Linked DNA regions of Homo sapiens: region 1 is linked to region 2. Evidence: read pairs that join two places in POLR2A ChIA-PET (ENCODE). Cell type or tissue: MCF 10A. All regions are shown on one strand. Links, peaks and the distances in the headings refer to the core of each region. The heading gives the core; the rest is flanking DNA.

Evidence for each region. Peaks named below come from ENCODE experiments on the same cell type or tissue, not always from the same donor. Only the 100,000 strongest peaks of a DNase experiment are listed, where the experiment ranks them.
Region 1: POLR2A ChIA-PET joins it to region 2 with 5 read pairs; 2 of 35 experiments call an interaction of 5 or more read pairs at or near these places.

The regions. Positions count from the first base shown.
Region 1 is chr18:54,818,490-54,826,769 of GRCh38, reverse strand. It overlaps a transcript of RAB27B not described here. Among named protein-coding and RNA genes, the nearest start is that of RAB27B, 5.8 kb to the left of the region's middle. In MCF 10A, for the core only: no CTCF peak of the experiment used is centred there; a DNase peak (open chromatin) is centred at 3,419.
Region 2 is chr18:54,919,551-54,927,830 of GRCh38, reverse strand. All of the region lies in intron 8 of CCDC68 (coiled-coil domain containing 68), which reads left to right. Among named protein-coding and RNA genes, the nearest start is that of CCDC68, 36 kb to the left of the region's middle. In MCF 10A, for the core only: no CTCF peak of the experiment used is centred there; no DNase peak of the experiment used is centred there.

The DNA.
Region 1 (8,280 bases), core at 2,037-4,536, 100 kb after region 2:
AAGTGATGAAGTTCAAAAGGTGGAAGACAGGTCTATTGATCCTGAATGCCGAGCTCACAGTGGTCACTGTGTTGTACTACCTCACTGCAACTTCTAGAAAAGGTTCCTGCCATAAGAAAATCTGACACACACATTTATTGATGACTCTCCTTGCCACCTTTCCCTAGATAAGTGTGTCACCTGCTTTATAGGGCCAACTCTTGCAGGGATAGCTCTCCTGGAGTGACTTGCCACATATGGTCCTGTCTCCGAGGTTCCAAGGCTCAGATTCAGTAGTGTTACATAGTGACACTACCAGAGAGTGGTGGAACATTTCCTTCCCTGGGAAGAGGGGTTCCAAGGAAGAGAAAGAGTAGGAAGACATAAGAGAAATGTTGCTTGGCCACTCCATGAAGGCCACTTTGACCAGAGGTAGAGCAGAATAAAAAACAGTGGAAAACCAGTGAAAACAAGGTGACAGCATTGTGTGTCATGATAATAATAGTAATAACATCTTCCTGTACCTGGAGTTTATGTAGCATAACTTAAGTAGACATAACATCTGTCTAATTCAATCAATATGGCACTGAGGTAAACATTAATGTACATGGGGTGATGTGTAGTTACAAATGGCAAGATTATCACATGTATTTCATCTCTCCTCAAACTGCTTTATTACAAGAATAAATGAATTTTTTTAAATGTTATTGAATCACAAAGACAAATAAGCAGATAAAATAACACATAAACTTGTAATGAATTTTGGAAGAAGCTAAATCAGATGCAGGCGTGGTAACTGATTTGGAAGAGCAGAGGATTCTATACACTGCATGCCTGCAGGAGAGATTATGGTAAAAAGCAAGCCAATTCTTCCTGCAAAACCTGGGCAGGCTCAGGCCTAGGAGGCAGAAATCTCAGCATAGAAGGAGGCCAGGTGGTGGGGTAAACACAGGGGTTTGGTTATACGTCTGTATATTGGAATGCTTGGACCCAGAGTTCCCTTCCCCACTGTCACACAATCAACCAACCATAAGTTCCTCCATCTGCTCAATCCAGCTTCCAGGAGACTGGAGGTTTATTTTCTGGAGAAAGTAAACTAGAGTAATTTGTGGTTCAACAAGATGAACTGAACACATGCCTTTTTACCCTGCTCCTAGAGATAATGAATAAAAAAGAAATTTATATACAAAACAGGAAAAAAATCTTTTGAAATTGAAAATATACTCAACATTTACAAAAAAACTGACAGATGGGTTAGAAGACTAAGTTGAAAAATCTATTTAGCTGCAGAAAATTTTCAAAAAATGGAAAAAAATTCTGACTAATGGAAATCTCAGAAAGCTCTAGAAAAGACTTCTTTCTATGCAGAAAAGGATAAAAACACTAATTTGAAAACAATGCAAAAACAATACCAGAAATGAAGATGATGAACTTTGGAGATCGAAAGTTTCACTAAACGTCCAGGAAAACAATCCTTTAAATTAATCAAATAATTAAACTCATCGAAATATATCATTCTGAGATAAAATAAATGCAGGAATAAAGAGAAAAACCTAAAACATCTTCCAGAGACATAAAGCAGATCACATACAAGGAAAAAAAATTGCATTGGATTTCTCAAGAGCAATAATGGATCCAGAAGTTTCTTTGAATGCCTTCACATTTTTTAAATGAAATTATTTTGAACTTAGAATTGTATATCAAGACAAACTGTCAGCCAAGCTTGATTTTAAAAAATTTTCAGATATGCAAGGACTTAAAAAATATACATCCTGTGTGCCATTTTAAAGTAACAGTTCCCCAAACAAGCTTATAAATCAAGAAAGAGGAAGAGATGAAACCCCAAAAATGCAGGCCCAACATAAGAGGCAGTAAAATAAATTCTCCAGAGCAATAAGTGTGAAGCAGGCCTAAAGAGAGGTGAACAGATGGCTTGCAGTAGGAATGTCTCCAAGAAAAAAAAAAATGGAAAGAAAATGATAGATTGTTTGATACACATGTGCATTTGAAAATACAGTAGATAGCGGGAAGTGCCCGCCAGATTCCATGTTCTGCTCTTTTTCCTGAGCACCACACTAGATTTCATTTCTTAGCCCCTTGCAGGTGGGGAGGCATGTCACTGAGGTCTGGTTCATGGATTGTGGGCAGAAGTCATGTACATCGCTTCCAGGGTATGCCCATAAAATAACCCCTGAGATCCTCCACACTTCCCCTCTTCCCTTACTAGTGCGCAGATGCGAAGAACCAACGAAGAGCTCTAAGCCCCTAGAAGACATGAAAGCCCCTAGATGAAAAGTCATGAACCTGAATTAGGGTGTGACATGGCTACCTCAGCTGCCACACATTGGACTACCACATGAGCTAGAAGTAAACTTGTATTGTATGATGCCACGAAGATTTTTTAGAGTTGTTACCACAGTTAGATCACTCTGTTACAGTCTTAAAGATCAGTCAGAGGCAATTGTGAATAATATACAATAGGTACGGAGTGTGCTGAACTAATTTTAAAAGGATATTATTAACTCCATGAGAAACAAAAAGTTGCAAGAAAAAAGAAACATTATGATAGAATACCACTTTGTTCAGATCTGGACATAATAAAAATATTGGGAATGCCAACAAGAGAATTAACCCTAACCTACAATAAAACTACATGTGGAGGATGGCAGAGGGAAAGACTATCTGTGTATATGTGCAGAGAAGACAGCTAAACCCTCAATCATCATAACAAAAATCAATAAATAATGTGTAAAGTTGCTAAATAAAGAAATAGCAGGATAGGCAAACCAATTAGACATATAAAAGTACAAAAGCTGCTAAAGAGTCAAATGTTTGCCTGTGGGGATTAAGACCAGGGCTTAGGAGGCGATCTGCACTGTTCCACAAGAACTGTAGATTTTGATTTTGTTTTAAATTATGAGATGTATTACCTTAATAAAAATAAAGTTAATTTTAAATTACCCTTAAAATACACATAAGGAAACAAAAGATATTTGTTCTATAGAGAAAACACTATGCTTTATTAAAGTATTTGCATATACTTTAATATAATGATCTATAAGCAGTGGAGAAAGTGAATTGAAATGCAGAATGAAGATAGATTTGAGAGGTTTGCACAATGATTTATTCATTCAACAAACATTTATTAAGCAACTTGTGCCTGGTACACTGCCAGGTATGGGGGATGCAGTGCAGAACATGAAGGAAAAATAAAGGTGGGTTCTAAGAGAAAACCAGCATTTGTAAGCTTTAAACAACAAATATATTTGGTTTCTTCTCTCTTGTCTTTAGTAGCATGAGTCACTGACCTTCTGGTCATGATAATGCCTTTCATCCTTCACCATCCTCTTAAAAATTTCTCTTGACTTGACCCCCTCACTGATGAGATCCGAGATTTCGTAACCCTTCTCTTGCGATTGCAGGGAAGGCTTCACCAGAAAGTTATGCACGGGTGTGCCCCTACCTCCTGCTGATTTTCTGTTCATGTGAAGAAGTCTGTTTAATCACAAATAAAAATCCACCCTTCTCCAGTTTGAGAAAACCTCACAGTGTGACTAACAAGTCATAAGACTGGACTTCCAGGCCATGCTAGTTTTCTTCACAACGAATATGTAACTTTGAGAAATATATACATGCTTAAGAGACTTTCTACTGGCAAATTACTTTAAATGTGTAGCTCATAAAGACCTATTTTAGATATCTGCTCATTAAACTGGCTATGTTTTCACAATTGTACCTACTGCATCTACTCTGTGGTGAGGTCTTAACCTTCCCAGTTCCAACCTCATGTTGCCTGTTTCTTAGAATGTGTAATGAAGATATACTTGGACCTCATTTGAGATTATTGTAATTTTGTCTAATTTTTTCTTCTTATGTTAGAGGAACATGCTGTGGGAAAGGCCCAAATAATTTCACGAGTGATGTTCACATATAGCCTTGATGAATGTCCTAACTTGCCAAGAAGTCACAGTAGTGTGGGTATGCCATGATCCTGTCTATGAATATTTGACATCTTTATTAAAAAAACCTATAAGCAGAATTTTAGAAATAATTACAACATTGTTTAATCAATTTTAAAAACTAGTTAAAGAGAAGAAAAGTTATAAAAATAAGAACTAAGCAAATAGGAAAGAATAATTCATTTTCTACAAGTCATATGACAATACACATACATAAATATAGTCATTTATTAGCATATATAATTGTATGTGTGGACATAAGTATAGTCATATGCAAATCCATATAAAATGTTTAATTATATTTGCTTTGCTGGTAGCTTTACGGTGAGGTGCAAAATAAAATGTCATATGGGCTTACCATATAAGTACAAATGAATATATGGTGATTTCTCCATTTTCCCAAAAGCTGTTACCTAAAACCAGTGTTTTTGTTAATTTTGCTGCTTTTTAAACTGCAAACACTTCAAGCTGTGATGTCATATATTCAGGAATGATTATTAAATCATCTTAAATTCCTTGCTGGCCTTTTAACCAATTATAAGGTATTTTTTTCAGGCATCTAAACTAACATTGATTAATATAATTTCAAGCAAATATGTCTTTCCTTCTCAAAGTACACTTTTATCAAATTAATTTGATGATTGTTTCCTTATAAGAGAACTATAAGGACTCCAATGTTAAGATAACTATCTCTTTTTTAAGGTATAATTTGGGAAATTATCTTGCCTTATTTTTTGGCCATATATGATGATATAAGTTGTAAAGAATAACAGCTAGTTGACTGGGCATGGTAGCCCACTCTTGTAATCCCAGCACTTTGGGAGGTCTAGGCGGGTGGATCACCTGAGGTCAGGAGTTTCAGACCAGCCTGGCCGACATGGTGAAACCTCATCTCTACTAATAATACAAAAATTAGCCAGGCATGGGGGCCATGCCTGTAATCCCAGCTACTCGGGAGACTGAGGCAGAAGAATTGCTTCAGCCCCGGAGGCAGAGGTTGCAGTGAGCCGAGATCGTGTCATTGCACTCCAGCCTGGGCGACAAGCGTGAAACGCCATCTCAAAAAAATAAAAATAACAGCTAGCTAATTAAGGTTTGATGATAGCAAAGAATCACATGCTATATGATTACTTTTTTAAAACTATACTTTTGGGAAATAATGTCAATAAACCTTATAATTTGAAGTCAGGTGGCGTGATGCCTCCAGCTTTGTTCTTTTGGCTTGGGATTGACTTGGCAATGCGGGCTCTTTTTTGGTTCCATATGAACTTTAAAATAGTTTTTTCCAGTTCTGTGAAGAAAGTCATTGGTAGCTTGATGGGGATGGAAATAAAAGGTATTCAATTAGGAAAAGAGGAAGTCAAATTGTGGGCAGTATGGCCATTTTCACGATATTGATTCTTCCTACCCATGAGCATGGAATGTTCTTCCATTTGTTTGTATCCTCTTTTATTTCACTGAGCAGTGGTTTGCAGTTCTTCTTGAAGAGGTCCTTCAGGTCCCTTGTAAGTTGGATTCCTAGGTATTTTATTCTCTTTGAAGCAATTGTGAATGGGAGTTCACTCATGATTTGGCTCTCTGTTTGTCTGTTATTTGTGTATAAGAATGCTTGTTATTTTTGCACATTGATTTTGTATCCTGAGAATTTGTGGAAGTTGCCTATCAGCTTAAAGAGATTTTGGGCTGAGATGATGGGGTTTTCTAGATATACAATCATGTCGTCTGCAAACAGGGACAATTTGACTTCCTCTTTTCCTAACTGAATACCCTTTATTTCCTTCCCCATCAAGCTACTAATGACTTTCTTCACAGCTACAGTAACCAAAACAGCATGGTACTTGTACCAAAACAGAGATATAGACCAATGGAACAGAACAGAGCCCTCAGAAATAATGCCGCATATCTACAACCATCTGATCTTTGACAAACCTGACAAAACCAAGAAATGGGGAAATGATTCCCTATTTAATAAATGGTGCTGGGAAAACTAGCTAGCCATATGTAGAAAGCTGAAACTGGATCCCTTCCTTACACCTTATGCAAAAATTAATTCAAGGTGGATTAAAGAATTAAATGTTAGAATTGAAACCATAAAAACTTTAGAAGAAAACCCAGGCAATACCATTCAGGACATAGGCATGGGCAAGGACTTCATGTCTAAAACACCAAAAGCAATGGCAACAAAAGCCAAAATTGACAAATGGGATCTAATTAAACTAAAGAGCTTCTGCACAGCAAAAGAAACTACCATCAGAGTGAACAGGCAACCTACAAAATGGGAGAAAATTTTTGCAATCTACTCATCTGACAAAGGGCTAATATCCAGAATCTACGATGAACTCAAACAAATTTACAAGAAAAAAACAATCCCATCAAAAAGTGGGCAAACGATATGAACAAACACTTCTCAAAAGAAGACATTTATGCAGCCAAAAGGCACATGAAAAAATGCTCATCATCACTGGCCATCAGAGAAATGCAAATCAAAACCACAATGAGATACCATCTCACACCAGTTAGAATGGCAATCATTAAAAACTCAGGAAACAACAGGTGCTGGAGAGGATGTGGAGAAACAGGAACACTTTTACACTGTTGGTGGGACTGTAAACTAGTTCAACCACTGTGGAAGTCAGTGTGGCGATTCCTCAGGGATCTAGAACTAGAAATACCATTTGACCCAGCTATCCCATTACCGGGTATATACCCAAAGGATTATAAATCGTGCTGCTATAAAGACACTTGCACACGTATGTTTATCGCAGCACTATTCACAACAGCAAAGTCTTGGAACCAAGCCATATGTCCAACAATGATAGACTGGCTTAAGAAAATGTGGCACATATACACCGTGGAATACTATGCAGCCAAAAAAATGATGAGTTCATATCCTTTGTAGGGACATGGATGAAGCTGGAAACTATCATTCTCAGTAAACTATTGCAAGGACAAAAAACCAAACACTGCATGTTCTCACTCATAGGTGGGAATTGAACAATTAGAATACATGCACACAGGAAGGGGAACATCACACACGGGAGCCTGTTGTGGGGTGGGGGAGGGGGGAGGGATAGCATTAGGAGATATACCTAATGTTAAATGACGAGTTAATGGGTGCAGCACACCAACATGGCACATGTATACATATGTAACTAACATGCACGTTGTGCACATGTACTCTAAAACTGTAAGTTTTATACTTTAAGTATAATAAAAATAAAAAATAAATAAAAAATAAATAAACCTTATAATTATGTGGAACATGATCTATTCTTTTTTTTTTCTTTTTTTTTTTTTTTTGAGATGGAGTCTTGTTCTGTCGCCCACGCTGGAGTGCAGTGCTGTGATGTTGGCTTACTGCAACCTCCGTCTCTCAGGCTCAAGTGATCCTCCCACCTCAGCCTCCTGAGTAGCTAGGATTACAGCTGCATGCCACTATGCTTAGCTAATTTTTTGTATGATCTAGTCAATTTTTATTATCAATCTGGTAACAGCTTATATGACTATAAGGAATTATTTTTTATTTTTTATTATATTTCTAATAGTATACTAAAATAAGTAATGTAATAAGTATGTTTATATTTATGTATTATATTTTATAATTCTATTATATTTAGAATTATAATTATATAATATTTATAGTATATAATATTCATTAATAATTATGTTAATATATAATTATTTATAATAAGTACATTTCTATTTTTAAAGTAATGTGAAAATTCTAAATACTACGGCCATACAATTCCTTCTGAAATATGTATTGCTGCCATAAACAATAAGTAGGTTTCTGTTCTATGGATTTTTTTAGCTACAGATTTCATTGCTACTGAAGGTTGAGTGGCTGGAAGAAAATCCCTACATACTTCATATAAAATATGAATATGCTAGAACCATTCAATTTATTTTAAATCAATTATAAACAATATATTTTTATAGTCATATTTTTGGTGTGAGTCTTAACAGAAGAGATGAGTTTTATGAGAATTTATTTTAAAAAACACGATTAGGATAAAGATACAATTAATAAGAACTTCTCATTTTCTTGCATTTCTCTACCTGTAAAATGTGGTGAACACTAGTCACGTTGTTATAGAGCATTCAAACCTCTCTCCTGATTGTGGGGCTTTCTCAGATGCATGTCTTAGTGGGATCCCACTGTAAAAGTGGGAGGTCAGGCTCTCACGGCAGGAATGGTGGTGTGTAGGACCTGAATGCAATAGCACTGAGTACTTCCAGTGGAGGCATACTAACCACATGGTTGAATGCCTTTGCTTATGGCTCTAGTCCCATGCCAATATGCCCTGGAGTAGGGACAACAAAATGCCAAATGAGGGAGAAG
Region 2 (8,280 bases), core at 3,548-6,047:
GGACCACATATGCCAAAGCCCAGAAATGGGCTGATCCTGGCAATTACACACACACATTTGAAACATACTAGGATACCAATATGTTATTAATTTTCCTATCTTCTTCCCTGTAACAAACATATAGCCCAAGAGAGTGGACTTCTAAGATAGTTTTATAACACTGAACATTTCTGTAGAGATTGAAGGAAATACTGTAGAAAGTATCCTTAGATCTTGGAATTACATATGGATATTCATAACTTAATTCTAAGTACATCTTCAGTTAATATTTTTTCTTAAATAGGCAGAGCTTTTCCAGGTAGCAGAACTACTGATTTGTACGCATCTTCCATTAAAAGTTCAGGCCTTCCAAGCTTGATTTTTTTTTTCCTTTAAAAAATGTGTTTTAAAAAAAATTGGTGATAGGGCTATTGTCTGTCTTTGAGCCAACAATATACCTGTTTTAAAAACCAACCTGATCTATTCTTTCTCTTCTATTCTATATAAGCAGTTGTTATAAATAATTCTTTAAAAGCTCCTAAGGAAGTTTTAGAAATTTCTTGGGAAAAATGGATGTTTGGTGTTTCTAGAAAGGTTTTTCCAACATCCAGGCTTATGCAATTTTTACAGATTGTAGGTATCATACATATTTGTGATGACTTATTACTTTGTCTGAGCTTTATGTAGAGGCATTCAGTTTGTGAAGTAACAAGAAAATGAAATCAGTATGACTCAGACTCTTTTGGTTGAAATAACAGAGACTTGATTAAGCTACTACAAAAAAGACAGTTTCTGTTAGGTTAAGATTAGATAGATATGGTCATAAAAAAGAGACAGAAAAGTCAAAAAGATTTGTCTTCTTAAAAATAAGGTTGACTCCATATTTCTATTACCATTACTGGTAATTGACACAGGTAAAATGCTTTGCAGTTTTCAGAATAACCTCAGGTAACTTCTTTATTTTATTCCTTTCATTCACCTTTCTGGGAAAGAGATGAAGTTCTAATTGAGTTGTCCAAGATTGCTCAATCTCTCAGAAATTATAGAGCTCGGAGATTTTGCTCCTACATTCTCATACATAGCAAAGCATTAGCTCATTCTGCTATACAAGATTTTGACCATCTTTCTTTTATTTCTAGAAACCTCTGAAGATCTCTTAAACTGGGTTCTTCATTCCTCTGAGTGACGACTAGCAAAAAGCCATTTTCCAACTTTTCCATCTGCCCTGCCACATCACGAACAAATATGCAGGCCTTTTTAAGAGTTATCTTTTGGGGAAACATATTTGGGATTGATATGGTTTGGCTGTGTCCCCACCCGAAAAGATGAGAATCTTGAATTGTAGTTCCCATAATCCCTACATGTCATGGGAGAAACCTGGTGGGAGGTAATTGAACCATGGGGGCGGTTAGCCCAATGCTGCTGTTCTCATGAGTTCTCACAAGTTCTGATGGTTTTATAAGGGGCTTTTCCTCCTTTTGCTTTGCACTTCTCCTTGCTGCATGGTTTTGGCCCGCCATGTGAAGAAGGACATGTTTACTTGCCCTTCCAACATGACTGTAAGTTTCCTGAGGCCTCCCCAGCCCTGCAGAACTGTGAATCAACTAAACCTCTTTCCTTTATAAATTACCCAGTCTCGGGTATGTTTTCATAGCAGCATGAGAACAGACTAATACAGGGAGCTGTAAAAATAAACAGTGTTGGCCCCTCTGTATTTACATAGATGCTGCTTAGGAATGGAAACTCCTTAGAGGAGGAAAGACCTTGAAGCTGAGGTTGCATGTCAAAGCATATGGTTGCCACTTAAATTGTACATTTATCTGCAGTAGTTTGGGGTGGGAGTGTTCTCTCAAGGCACCCCTTTGGTACCACCAATGAAAATAATAATAAAGAAGAATTTTATAGAAAATAGTAAGACACATTCATGAATTTTGTTGAAATGCAAACAGGGCTACACCTACATCCAAGCTGATTCTTTCCCTTAGTCTGGCCTGGGAATGGTAAGGATCTGACCTCTTCTCTTCTTGTGGTTGTGGTCCCTAGTTATCCTTTATTCCACTGGGGGCCCATAGTCAGTGATGTTTACACTCATGGAAGTCCAGAGAAACATTGGATCCTAAACAGAAGGCAGTATGAGTCCCCACAGATGGTAGTAAGATTCTTTTATAGCTTCAGAGAAGCTCTACGATGCCACTAATCTCACTATCTTCTGTATCCTGTGGGATTTCTATGTAGGGCTATTCACATTTCCAATGCCTCTATAATCTGTAGTGTACCCAGAAGTAGCCTCTTAGAGCCTGCAACATGGCTTTCGTTGCTACTTTTATTTCCTTTGTCTCAGCACCTAGTTCTTTTGGCTTCTTCTGGAATTTTCATTCTCATCAACATCTTACTACATGAATCCTTGATAAGAAATGTACTTTATAAAGATTTAAACATGTTATATTCTTGAGTTGTGTAAATATGGCCATGCTCAGGCTATTCATGCCCTTTGTGAAATTTTTAAGAAAATCTAAGGTTATTTATAAAAACTATGTAAAATATAATATGATTACTTAAATTAGAAAAAAATTAGATGATGAGGACAAGGAGATATAAGAATAGGTATACCATAAGGTTACATTTACAAAATTAGGCCCATGGATGCTACAGACTTGCTCACAGGGGATCACTGACTCAGTTTCAAATTTTCCAGCAGCCAACCCAAACAGGAAATGATGATTAGTTTTCTGAGTCACAATTCCACATGATTAAAACCAATCAGGTGTTTGCGATCATTCAGTTATTTCTTATCTATCTATAAAGCCAGAAAGAAAATTGCCCAGGGTATGGTCATAAAAAGAACCCTGAATAATGTTTTCAGCTTACCCCTTGTAATAAACACAAAGGCTTACCTCAGAACATCATCTAAACAGAATAGCATGATGCCAACACAATTCAATAAAAGCCATTGGAACAGGGGGGAACAGAGGGCACGGTGAGAAAGTCCAATAATGCTACCCGCTATGGTATAAGTTGACCCAAAGATAGATTGTCGAGTATTGTGAGGAGTGGAGGGAGAGAAGTTCTCCATGAACTCAGTTTCTTTTCACCAACCCTTTGGGAGACGTTGGGGAGTAGAGAAATTGAGGGTGGGCTTCCTGTCAAGTGCTTCTTCTATGATCATCCCATGTTGCTAATTAGAGGCAAAGTAATTTCTTTTCACATTTCTGCAGTTAAAGATAGGATTGACTTCCTTTCTTGAATGCTAAGGAATCTAACAGGAAGTGAACCAGAAATAGTTGTCTCTTCCCCCTCCTTCAGTGATGAATTGAGAGAGAATCCTCAATTCCCTCCTTCAAAAGGGTAGGGCAGAGATTCTCTTCTCTTTTTGTTGGGGCTTTTTCTGCTTGCCCCCATTGGCATTCCAGGCTGCTGTTTTTTTCCAGCTCCAAGTCTGGGATGTGTGAGATAAAAAGAAACCCCAGAGGATTCACCATTGTGTCATTTCTTGGATCCCAGGTTCCAGAGCCAGTCTGCCTTCTTCTCTCCGCTGTTCAGAGTCTTCTTGTGTTTTTTTTTTCATATACAATATCCAGGGCTTTTAGTTGTATTTAGCAGGAACAATGGGGAAAAGCATGTATTCTACATTTTCTTAGAAGCCAAAGCTTTTCAATTCTGCTTTAATTTCAACATTTGCTTTATATTTTTATTCAGTTGCATTGTAGAGGAAAACATGATCAAAAATTATGTTGAGACATTGGAAGGCAGAGCATGAATCCCAGATACAGACATTTGCCTCCTTTTTTTAGGCTTGACCCTTCCTTATGTTTTCTTCCTCCAGTTTTGCTTGTGTACCTCTTTATTAAGATTGGGCTAGGTGCAGTGGTTGATGCCTGTAATCCCAGCACTTTGGGAGGCTGAGGTGGGCAGATCACTTGAGGTCAGCCTGGCCAACATGGTGAAACCCCGTCTCCACTAAAAATAGAAAAATTAGCCGGGCATAGTGATGGGTGCCTGTAATTCCCAGCTACTCAAGAGGCTAAGGCAGGAGAATCACTTATACCCAGGAGCTGGAGGTTGCAGTGAGCCGAGATTGCATCATTGCACTTCAGGCTGGGTGACAGAGTGAGACTTTGTTTAAAAAAAAAAAAAGACTGAGTGCTTTAACAGAAAGATAAATAACAAAGCTCAAAAGAAGATCAAGTGGCAGCTTACTTAGATATATTTTTACATTTAAAGGTCTTAAATGGATGACTAGGCTTCATATTTATTGGACAGTCCTAATAGAGATTTTCTGCAATGGCCTTTAGTCACTGTTTTAGTGTGTTAATGGAGACAAGTGAAGCCCCAAGGCCATGTGTTTTCAAGAGTGCTTCTAGAAATAGTTTTCTTCTATTTTGAGGCCAATTTCAATTTTTTTTTTTTTTTTACTTACAGTGAACGCTATGGTAATACCTTCAAGGAGTACATGGGAAATTTTTCTGAGCTTGGGATTTTTGATAGAAAAATAACAACCTATGTTCTCTGTGCCTAAAGCCATCTTTTTTTCCCATTGGTTCCAAGGTTCTGGGTCATGGGACACAAAAAGAACCATTTTAAATTCTCACCTTACTCACCTTTAACAGCTTACAGTATTTTTATATTTCGTGCATATTCAAAGCCAGCTTGCCTCTGCGAGGCGTCTTAAGCTCTTTCTCATTACTTCCTGGGAAAGTCCTGAGTCTGACCATTAAGTGGGTCATAGCTGCTCTTTCTGTTATTTTTATCTTTTCTTCTTTTACTTTCCTTGCTGGAGCAATTTTGAATTTTAGCACCAGCTATGGACCCAATTTCTGTTTGCCCTCTGTGTTTTGATCTTTTTTTTTTTTTTTTTTTTTTTTTTGAGACGGAGTCTTGCTCTGTCACCCAGGCTGGATTGCAGTGGCACGATCTCGCCTCACTGCAACCTCCACCTCCTGGGTTCAAGCGATTCTTGTACCTCAGTCTCCCAAGTAGCTGGGATTACAGGCGCATGCCACCATGCCCGGCTAATTTTTGTATTTTTAGTAGTGACAGGGTCTCACCATGTTGGCCAGGCTGATCTCGAACTCCTGACCTCAAGTGATCCACTCGCCTTGGCCTCCCATAGTGCTGGGATTACAGGTGTGAGCCACCACACCCAGCATAATTTTTGCATTTTTAATAGAGATGGATTTTGCCATGTTGGCCAGGCTGGTCTTGAACTCCTGGTTTCAAGTGATCTACCCGCCTTGGCCTCCCAGATTGCTTGAATTACAGACGTGAGCCACCATGCCTGGCCTGTTTTGATCTTTATATCCTCCAGTCATCTTTTCCTAGTAACTGAGGTTTTCTTCTGAGGCTCCTTAGTTACCCCATCCTCTGCATGTTCGCAGCAATTCTACCCTCCAAGGGTTCTGAGCAACATCTGCAGATTTCTCAGTCCTGCCTCTCGCACACTCCCAATCTCCCCGGACTTCTGAAGACATCCTGCCCCTGAAGATTCTCTGTGGGCGGTAAGCCTTCTCACTGTTTGTTCAGAATGTTTGCCAACATCCAAAGTCTGGTCTCACCTTGGAAGGCTCTTCCATCTCCCCGCAACATCCTTAGGGTGTGGCACCTTACCCGCTGGGGGTGCTGAAATTTCCTCAGTCTCCCGTGCCTCAAGAAGCCTCTGAACCTCAAGTCTAGGGACAACTGAAATCTAATGTGAATACAGGCTGGTGTGCTGATGCAGCCATTCTCTGAACTTGAATTTTGGAAATACTGAGGGCTCAGTATTGCTGCTATTGTCAGTTCAAACTACATGGGCACAAAGCGTTTTCATCTGAATCAGGCATCCAGCTTATTTCTTTTCAAACACTTCCTGCCGTGGACCATGGAAAAAAAAACAAGGGGACTGCTTGTTTATTTACTTGGTTCGGATTCCCTACTGCCCCTCTCTAAGAGAAAAAGATCAAAGTGAGGCTTTCTGCCAGGTATGGGGTCCTTTAAATGATCATGTTATAAAAAGCAGATAAAATATTGGCACAGCTGAACTAGTTAGTGATCTTCCTTCAGCCTGCATTGACCGTTTACATTTCTTTCATAGCTTTTCTTAGTTTCATAGTTGCTTGTAGTGTTAATCAAGAGGAGGGAAATGGACTTTCACAGTGAGATTTCGTTGTGTAGGTATGATAATCAGACATGTTTCCGATTATCATCTAAAACAGAGTAGCACGCTTGACGCGTGTTCTTGTTCCCCCGTCATTTTGTGTCTTCTCTTTCTGTTCTCTGCATCCTTCTCCCAGGCCCCTCATTTGCTTCACTCCCCTCACCAATGTTGTAGGCGTCCTGTTCCCTGTAGATTTCTTGTGGCTGTACTCCCAAACATTCTCCTATCTTCCCCTCCTGTCTCTTTCTAGAGTCCTGGAAGATTACAATAATTTCTTTTGTAATTGTAAATTGTAAACTTCTTTTGTTTTCTTTCCAGGACTCTATTGGACCAATTAAAATAAAGCTTCTGATTTTTTGTTTTAATTTCAACTTTTATTTTACCTGTGGGAGTACATGTGCAGGTTTGTTACGTGGGTATATTGCCTGATGCTGAGGTTTGGGCTACTATTGAATCTGTCACCTAGGTAGCCAGCATAGCACTCAGGTAGTTTTTTAACCCTTTCCCCTCCATTCTTTCCCCCTCTAATAGTCCGCAGCGTCTATTGTTTCCTTCTTTACGTTTGTGTTTGCCCAGTGTTTAGCTCCCACTTATAAGTGGAATTGTGCAGTATTTGATTTTATTTTTATGCCTTAATTCACTTAGGATGATGACCTTCAGTTGCATCCACGTTGCTGCAAAAGGCACAATTTCATTCCTTTTTATGGCTGCATAGTATTCCATGGTGTATATATAACACATTTTCTGTATTGAATCCACTGTTGATAGGCACCTAGGTTGTTTCTATGTCTTTGCTGTCGTGAATACTGCTGTGATGGACATAAGAGTACACATGTCTTTTTGGTAGAATGATCGGTTTTCCTTTGGGTATATACCCAGTAATGGGATTGTTGGGTTGAATGGTAGTTCTATTTTTACCCTTTTAAGAAATGTCCAAACTGCTTTCCAAAGTGGCTGAACTAATTTACATTCCCACCAACAGTGTATAAGCATTCCCTTTTCTCTGCATCCTTGCCAACATCTGTTATTTTTTTACTTTTTAATAATAGCCATTATGACTGCTGCGAGATGGTATCTCATAGTGGTTTAGATGTGCATTTCTCTGAAACAATGTTTTAGTCCATTATATGAAACAAAATGAAAACTAATAACTCTTTTTTTCTAATTAGAACATGCTATATAGTATTTTATGAATTTCTGCTATCTTTGTGATACACATAGAGGCTGAGGTGGGTGGATCAGCTGAGGTCAGGAGCTCAAGACCAGCCTCGCCAACATGGTGAAACTCCATCTCTACTAAAAATACAAAAATTAGCCAGGTGTGGTGGTGCATGCTTGTAATCCCAGCTGCAAGAATTTCTTGAGCCCAGAAGTGGTGGTTGCGGTGAGCCAAGATCGCCTCACTACACTCCAGCCTGGGCGACAGAGTAAGACTCCGTCTGAAAAAAAACAAACCAACAACAACAAAAAAAAAAAAAAAAAGAAAAAAGAAAGAAACAGAATTGGGATGACATTGGATAAGAGCAAAGGCCAAGTGACTTCTCCGAGGTCACAATGCTTCTAAGCTTGATGGTGTTGCCACAGTGCATGTGGCTTCATAACTCTAATAACAGTAGCAAGAAGAGAAACAGCCAAAACAGTACAACCAATTCCAGTTACCTGAATGAAGCTTTGGGAAAGTATAAATAATCTAAATTCAAAATTGACTTTTTTTTCCATAATGATGGATGTGGACTCAAAAATATTTGCTGGAATTAAATTTCTTCCTTTCTTCTCCTTTTTTCCCCCCGTTTCCCTATGGAATGATAGTAGAATTACCAAAAGTAGGAATCCAAAAAATAAAAAATAAAAAAAGACAAACACAGACAATCCACAACATATACTAAGCCCGAATCATTAGAAATTGGTTTCTTATAAATATATTAATAGATAAAATCTCCATTTCTGCTCCCATGTTCTGACTCTGCTATTGGCATGCAATTGTCTGTGAAGTTTGATGGGTGCCAGGTCTGTGGGTGCTTAGGCAAGGCAATTTAGCGTATAAGTGCTTTATCGTACTGAATATAACTTGATTCCACTACCTGCTAGAGGAGTCACAGATGGCCAGAATGGAGATTTTGATGGGAATTGATATTCTCATTCAAGTTAAATCCAATCAAATTAGAGCC